Linked DNA regions of Homo sapiens: all the other regions are linked to region 3. A link is an interaction called in ENCODE POLR2A ChIA-PET data of the cell type or tissue named here. Cell type or tissue: OCI-LY7. All regions are shown on one strand.

What was found. ChIA-PET counts read pairs that join two places held together with the same protein. Peaks named below come from ENCODE experiments on the same cell type or tissue, not always from the same donor. Only the 100,000 strongest peaks of a DNase experiment are listed, where the experiment ranks them.
Region 1: POLR2A ChIA-PET joins it to region 3 with 7 read pairs; 3 of 35 experiments call an interaction of 5 or more read pairs at or near these places.
Region 2: POLR2A ChIA-PET joins it to region 3 with 5 read pairs; 2 of 35 experiments call an interaction of 5 or more read pairs at or near these places.

What each region holds. Positions count from the first base shown.
Region 1 is chr10:32,711,952-32,714,451 of GRCh38, forward strand. The region is part of intron 26 of CCDC7 (coiled-coil domain containing 7); the gene reads left to right. Among named protein-coding and RNA genes, the nearest start is that of SNORA86, 190 kb to the right of the region's middle. In OCI-LY7, CTCF peaks have their summits at 1,836 (motif pointing right) and 2,035; no DNase peak of the experiment used is centred here.
Region 2 is chr10:32,850,057-32,852,556 of GRCh38, forward strand. CCDC7 (coiled-coil domain containing 7) reads left to right here. Exons shown (of 44, transcript NM_001395015.1): 41 at 1,751-1,876. Among named protein-coding and RNA genes, the nearest start is that of SNORA86, 50 kb to the right of the region's middle. In OCI-LY7, no CTCF peak of the experiment used is centred here; no DNase peak of the experiment used is centred here.
Region 3 is chr10:32,970,409-32,972,908 of GRCh38, forward strand. No RefSeq gene overlaps it. Among named protein-coding and RNA genes, the nearest start is that of ITGB1-DT, 11 kb to the right of the region's middle. In OCI-LY7, no CTCF peak of the experiment used is centred here; DNase peaks (open chromatin) are centred at 1,503 and 2,273; H3K4me3 peaks cover 2,500 bases; H3K27ac peaks cover 2,500 bases.

The sequences.
Region 1 (2,500 bases), 260 kb before region 3:
TATCCATCTCAGGACAATAATAGGCCAATAATTGTCTCACAAAAGATGGGTACCTCTCATCTGCTGCTGGCCATTTATGGGCACCTCTGATCTGTTGTAGTCCCAGTCAGTAGGCAGAAGTATTGCCGAGATCTGTAACTGAAGCAACAAATGGAAATCAGAGAGGTACAAGGGCAGCCAGGGTGGCCAGTAGAAGGATTTCCAGGGTATCATGCTGGTCAAGGCCCCATTCAAAGGTAGTGGTCTTTATGGTAACCTGATAGAGGATGCTGTCTGATCTCTGTGGCTTGAATGTGAGCATGGCAGCAGATGAATGGTCCCATTTATTGCTCACATTATTTTTACTTTTCGAGTCAGAGCTGGCCAAAAGCATCGACAATCATCATCTCTGGAATGGAGCACCATAGCCTTTACAGATTACACCATAGCCTTTACGGATTACACCCAGGAATTTCACTTGGGTTTTAGGTCCTTGTGCCTTTTCCAATGATAATGGCACAGTACATGCTGCACGTGGGTGAACAGAGCATCTGGTTCCTTTTGGGTAGTGTCCTTGTCTGAGCTCACTAGGATGATTTCATAAACAGTTCAGAAAGTTAATGCTTCTTCCAGGAGTGGAACTTTGTCCAGGTCATAACCTATGCATTGATACAGATAGTTGGGGAATTTTGGAAGCCTTGTGGAAAGATATTAGTGGTTTATTGTAACCTATCCTACATAATTCTAACTAATCCTGATCATCCTCTTGGAGAGGAATGCTGAAAGGACATTTGCTATGTCAATTGGTACATACCAAGTTCCTTCATCCTGGACAACAGCCTCTGTAACTGTCACAATGTCAGGTTACCATTGGTGCCAAAGGTAGCACTTATGCTTTTTAGAACCCTTATCAGTACAGAGTTTAGGCACCTGAGGTCTTTCACATAGGCCAGATGAGTCTATTGAATACAGAAATAGTGTACAGATAGTTGGGTTCTTAAAGCTTGGCAATGAGGGAAATTATTCCCTTTTTTATCCCCAGAGTGTTAATACTGGTTTTGGTAGACATTGGTACTACGTGCCAGTAGTTTGGTAGGTCATGATCTTCCACATATCCCACGAAATACCTGGACTGCAGCAAATCCCATCAGGAGGTGGGTGTAAATGCTAGTGTTGGTTCATATAGAAAATGTATTTAACTAGTAATATATTCAGTAGTAGAGGCCATGACAATAGGGGTTTATAGTGGCCCAAAGGGATCTACCCCATAGTTGGTTTAGAAAGAGGTCCTGTTTGTGGTGACCTCAGATTAAAAACTAGAAAGAATTATTTGTTTCCTCCTCGTCCTCATGTCAGGGATTGTGAGGATCACAGTAATTTGTTGACCAGTATCCAAAAGGCCCAAGAAATGTCATTTTTTCCCACCCCCACTTCAAACTTTGTCCTAGGTGTAGGTCCTCAGTTCCCCACTGGGGACCTAGGGACCTTGTACTAACCCCTAGTCATGCTTATTTGTGAAAGATGAGAGATCTGGGTAAAAGTAGGAAGGGTCTGTATGTTAGATCCCACAATGTATCACTCTAAATTTCATAAGATTACTTCCTTCATCAAGGAAGCAAACTACTCAAGTCTCAAGATTCACTGAGAGGGTTAGAGAAAATAGCACTCATACTGTTCATAGTGGACATCACCATATGGACCTTAGTGCCTGGTGGGACCACCATGGCTCACTATCTATTGGGGGGCCCATCAATCCTACTCCTTTGAGACCCTGTTGTTTGGTGACCAATCTCATAGATCTCCTCTAGAAGGCCATTGCCTGGATTGAGCAGCAGAGGGCACATGATTGCCATTTTTTTGCCACTCTTTCCATTGGCCAGTGTTTGCTATCTGGGCAGCAGCCACGTTTTCCATGCTCAAGATTTGCCAGTTAATATCTGGACTATATCTGATTGACATGACCTTAGGAGGAGGTTTGATAACCAGCAGAATTGAAATAACTGAATCTAGAAATCTGAGTCTGGTCAACAATCTTATCATCTGTTCTTTTCACTCTCACTGTGCAACCAAGGGACTATCAGCGTGGCTGGCCAGGATACTGTAAGAAGCCCTTTGTTGGTTCTCTAATTTGAACCACTGTGGGAGTTTGGTTAGAAAACTGGGGGCTATATTCCCAGGCAAGATGGCCAAATAGGAACAGCTCCAGTCTGCAGCTCCCAGTGATACCAATGCAGAAGGTGGGTGGTTTCTGCATTTCTAACTGAGGTACTCGGTTCGTCTCATTGGGACTGGTTAGAAAGTGGGTGCAGCTCAAGGAGGGCGAGCAGAAGCAGGGTGGGGCATTGCCTCACCCAGGAAGTGCAAGGGGTCAGGGAACTCCTTCCCCTAGCCAAGGGAAGCCGTGAGGGACTGTGCCATGAGGGACAGTGCCATCTGGCCCAGATACTATGCTTTTCCCACAGTCTTCGCATCACGCAGACCAGGAGATTCCTTTGGGTGCCTACACCACCAGGGCCCTAGG
Region 2 (2,500 bases), 120 kb before region 3:
GCTACTTTTGGGATAAGGAAACAATACCAGGATGTTCTTCACAGAAACTGAAAAGAGACAGGAAGCTCTCAAAGCCCACCAGGAACAAAATGAGAAGAACAAGTCTGTCCTTTTTCCTCCAAATTTGCAGATTTCCTCTATCTAGCCTATCTTGCACGGCCTACCTTGGAGCTACTTTGCAAAGCAAAAATGTGGTCTGCAGAATCCCCAGATCCAGTATCATGAAGCAGAGTGTAGAAGGGTGGTTTGGTGGCTAAACTTAATAACTGGCCCAGGAGGTGACTTGGCTGCATGTTTCTCATCATCCAGCCAACTAGCTAGGAGTCTTCAAGTTCTAAGAGCAGCATGCGGGCAAGCCTCAATGTATGAGCAGTTTTGAAGTCTCTGCTCACATTCATTTACTTTTGTCATATTCACCAAAGTCATATAACTAAGACCAGAGTTAGTATGGAAGAACATCAATACAAGTAGGCAAGAACACAGAGACCGTCACTGAAATCAATCCACCACAGTGTTCCTGCTGATTGAGAATATTCATGGCCCTCCCACATGCAAAATAGAATCAGCTCTTCCCAGGACCCCACAAATTCTTATCCAATTTTGGCATCAGTGCCAAAGACCACGATATTGTGATATATAATCATTTTCAGAGGCAGCTTCTATGATATGACTTCTTTTGATTCAGAGATTTTTTTTGAAATGTCACTTGTCTCTGACAACACACACACACACACACACACACACACACACACACACACACACAGAGACATGCAATGTAACAGTGGTGAGACAGGGACAGACCACAGAAGACACTCCCATTAACAAACAGCAGGGAGAAACGAAGGCAAATATGGCAGTCAATAATCCATACAGTAAGGTCACCTATTTCACCCTTCAATAGCATTATAATTTTCTCAGTAAAAACATACATGAAAAAATAAATGAACCAGGATATTGGAGGATACCAGAATGGAATGCAGGCTGGGGCAAATGGAATTGATCGTTTCTAGTCTCTGTGTTCTTTATTTCTGCTTTGATCTTTATTTTTTTTTCTTCTGGTAGATTTATGCTTAGTTCTGCTTTTACTACTTCTGTGAAGTGTAATTTTAGGTTGTTTATTTGATTCTTCTTTTATGATGTAGACATTTAATGCTATAAACTTTCCTCTTAGGACTACTTTTGCCGCATCCCATTAAGTTTTTGTATGTTACGTTTTTATTTTCTTTTGTCTGTAGATATATTTAAATTTCCCTTTTTAATTTCCTTCTTGACACAGTAGTTCTTCAGGAGCATATTGTTTAATGTTTCAAAGATTTATTAAGTTTCTTTTTATTCTCCTGTTACTGATATCTAGTTGATATTTGATGTAATTTTGATCTTACATTGTTAAGACCTCTTTTGTGGCCTAACATACGATCTGTTCTGGAGAATGTTCTTTGTGCACTTGAGAAGAATGTGTATCCTGTTACTGTTGGATAGAACATTGTGTAATTGTCTGATAAATATGCTTTATCTTATGTGTAGTTCAATTCCAGTGTTTATTTATTTTCTATCTGGATGACCTGTCTCTTGTTCAATAATAGGGGATATTGAAATTTTGTTGCAGTCTATGTATCCTTTCAGTTTTTTTAAATGTTTGCTTTATATATTTAGATGCTTTGATGTTGTGTGCATATATACTGTGTGAGTATTAAAAATAATTACAAATGTCATCTATTGTATGGCTAACATATTTTCCAAATTTTTCTAGAGGAAACTTATGAGTACTCTTCACCCTATGTGACTGCACCTTCAAAAGCAATTTATAGAACATATAGGGCTGGTCCAAGCTTTTCTAAAGACATCCACCTTCCTTTACTGAATCAACTCCCTTCAGGTAATTTTTAATATTTTTAGTGTACAGTGTGATTTTTAAAATAAAGCTATAACTAAATGTAAATAACCAAGTTGTAATAGCTTTAGTCATATAACAGTTTGGCAAAATATAAATGAAAGTAAATTGTGAGTTAAGTGCACCTAACATTTGTTCATTCTTAGCAATGAGTAGTTGTCCCTGGCATTTCTCTTCCTCTTCTCCATTATGACTAAATTGGAGCTCCATTTCTGTTCTCCACCTTCTTGTCTTGTTGACTACTGCAGATTTTGTGGATGACTGAGATAAACTCATTTTATAACCTCTTTCTTATATTTATGTATCCCTCTTTTATGCAACCCCAGGGAGAGCATACAATAGAAAGACAACATAAGGATAGGTGAGAAGAAAAATAAATCATATGTTTAGTTTTTCCCTTCCCTTCATTATCATCTACCTAGGCTTTTAACTCCATTAATATCTAAGAACTAAGATTCGATTCTTATCTGTCACTCCAGAGGCATCATTATATAATTATCACCCTGGTACATTTTCTACAGTTAATTGAGTTTGAATTTTTTTTATTTTTTTATAAACGGAGTCTTGCTCTGTCGCCCAGGCTGGAGTGCAGTGGCATGATCTTGGCTC
Region 3 (2,500 bases):
TGTAAGTGTTTTACAGGAATAAGTCCTAGGTGGTACTGAGAGACGTACTCATTTACAGATAATCTGCATGGATAGTTAATTGTGGAAAACAGAATTAGTATCAAAATCATTTTGGTATGTTGGAAAGGGGATCGGGGGGAAAAAAGGCAGAATGGAAAACCCAGAAATGATAAACTATAACATTAATCTAAAATAATTTACATAAACTCAAAATAGGGACCATCTGTCCACAGATTTGATAGAGACAAGTGAACGCTGACAGTATAGAGCCATTGACAAATGTTAGTCTGAAAATGGCATGCTTGTAGACCCCATTAATATAGAAATTGCAGCCAAAGCTTTCTATAGTAATCAAGAATATTCCCGGACCCAAAAACTGCATGGACAACTTACCACTAACTTGGATCTAGCCTCCTAGAAATCCTGTTTGTGCATCCCAAAGTCTATTTTAGAAAAATATTTCTATGTTATATCTTTGGTACCATATCAATTTCCTCTCTATTTTTTCTTATATTCCTAGTCACCTTTTCCCACCCTTCCAAGCAGTATTAAACTGGGGTAAGGAAAGTGAAATAGAAGCTGCTGGTTTCTGCAAAGTTATGAGGCCTCATATGCCATTGTAAAACATTTGTAAAACATTTACATCTCTCTGGTTGACTCAGAACCACTCATTGAAGAAGAAACTTCGATGTTTATAGAGGACAATTTTCTAGTAAGTGTGAACACACCTCATAGTCTGTGCCACAAGCTATATACCATTTCTTTTTTCATTTACTATTTTGACTATTTGAATAGGACCCCAAAGCACCCTGGTGGGCTGAGAACCCTTTCCCAACCCACCGTATTTTGCAGAACAGCATGATTTGGTGTAAAAGCTTGCACTCTGAAGTCAGGCAAGCCTGGAATCTCTTTCTGATTTTTAACACCTCCTCTCGGGGCCTTAGCTTTTTCATCTGTTAAATGGAGATAGTGAGAACCTCTTTCTCAGGGTTCTTATGGATAGTAAATTAAATGAGACAATATCTGTAATGCAAAAATTAACTGAAATACTAGATGTTATAAAATGATGGTGCTAGTACATATTTTAACTCCTTTCCTTTAAAATACCTTGGGATACCACCAACTTGAGCACCTTGGGTCAGTCTCGCTGGCCTGATTGGGCAGTGACAATTACCCCGGGGCCTTGGTCAGTAACCTTAACACTCAAGACGTTGTTATTTTCTCTGTTGTGTCATTACTGACGGGCTGGTTGGAGCCTTCTAAGAATGCTCTCTATAGCACTAACCCCTATAAAACAGTTAGACCTGTTTAACTTGGTGATGAGAGTTCAGAGAAGAACCACAGAGATCAAAGGGCAAAAGAGTAAAAGCTAAGAGAAAAAACTAAAGCCAGTGGACTGACTGAGCCAGGACGGTTGAGAGCTGGTTGCTGATAAGAGCCTTCACATTCTACTGGGCTATTACTATGTAAAGTAAAGCCACTCAACCGTTTTCACTTTGGCACTGAAAAATATTCAATCTGCCAAGGTGCACCTGGGGACCCACACCCTGCTGATTAAAATTGGCATGGGAGGAGCAGGTCTTTAAAGAGACTACACTTGAATTTCATCAAGAAGCTAAAAATAGGATAGAGGAGCAATATAGAAGACAGGAAAACATTAAATTAGGAGTCTAACAGTAGTTGTTGCTGTTTGAAACCAGCCTAAGTTGTGAGGGAAATTTGATTTTCAGAGGAATTAGAAATCACTGGTTGACATTCACAGTTTAGCAGCTACAATTTTCACTAGTCTTAAGCAACTGCAGTAGAAACTGGAGTAATTGGTATCTTTGCTGAGGCATGATCAGGAGTTCTGCAGATGGGTGCTCAGGATCGAGTTAGTAAGCAGACATCTAAAAACAGCCTGAATGTTTTCCTTTAATCACTGAAAACAGCAACTTGAAAAAAAGGCAAAAAGCATTATTTTTGTGAAAAATCCCCCACATCTAGAGGAAAAAAAGTTGAATTTTGGTGCCTGTGATGAGAATAATTTAAAAATGATAGTTCTGATACAGAAAATGGAAGTTTACAACAAATTAAATATCGAAAGGTAAAATTGTTAGTGTGTGTGCGAGGGAGAGAGGTAGTTCTGCAGGGAAGCAAGGAACAGAGAGTGAAATCATTCAAGTGAGAGATAAAGCTTTAGGGATGGTTCATCAGGTGGTGATTGTATGTCTCTGTACAGAAAACACCAGACACTTGAGGAAAATGAAATGCATTTAGACCACTTTGTCAATGTCAAGTATCTGCAGCGAGGGTGAGGCCAGTGTTCAGTTCTTCCGCTTCACAGTGGAGGAAATGAGGATAAACCCAACCCTTGAATTCTGTTTGAAGAAAACAAAGAATTGTTGAATAGCAATGAGTCTCTGAAGTTTTGGAATAATCATCTCTGGAGATCTTTACAAACAGGCTAGAGTCTTATTTGCCACTCAATAGTTAATTCAAACTTTAAGCCTGAGGAACA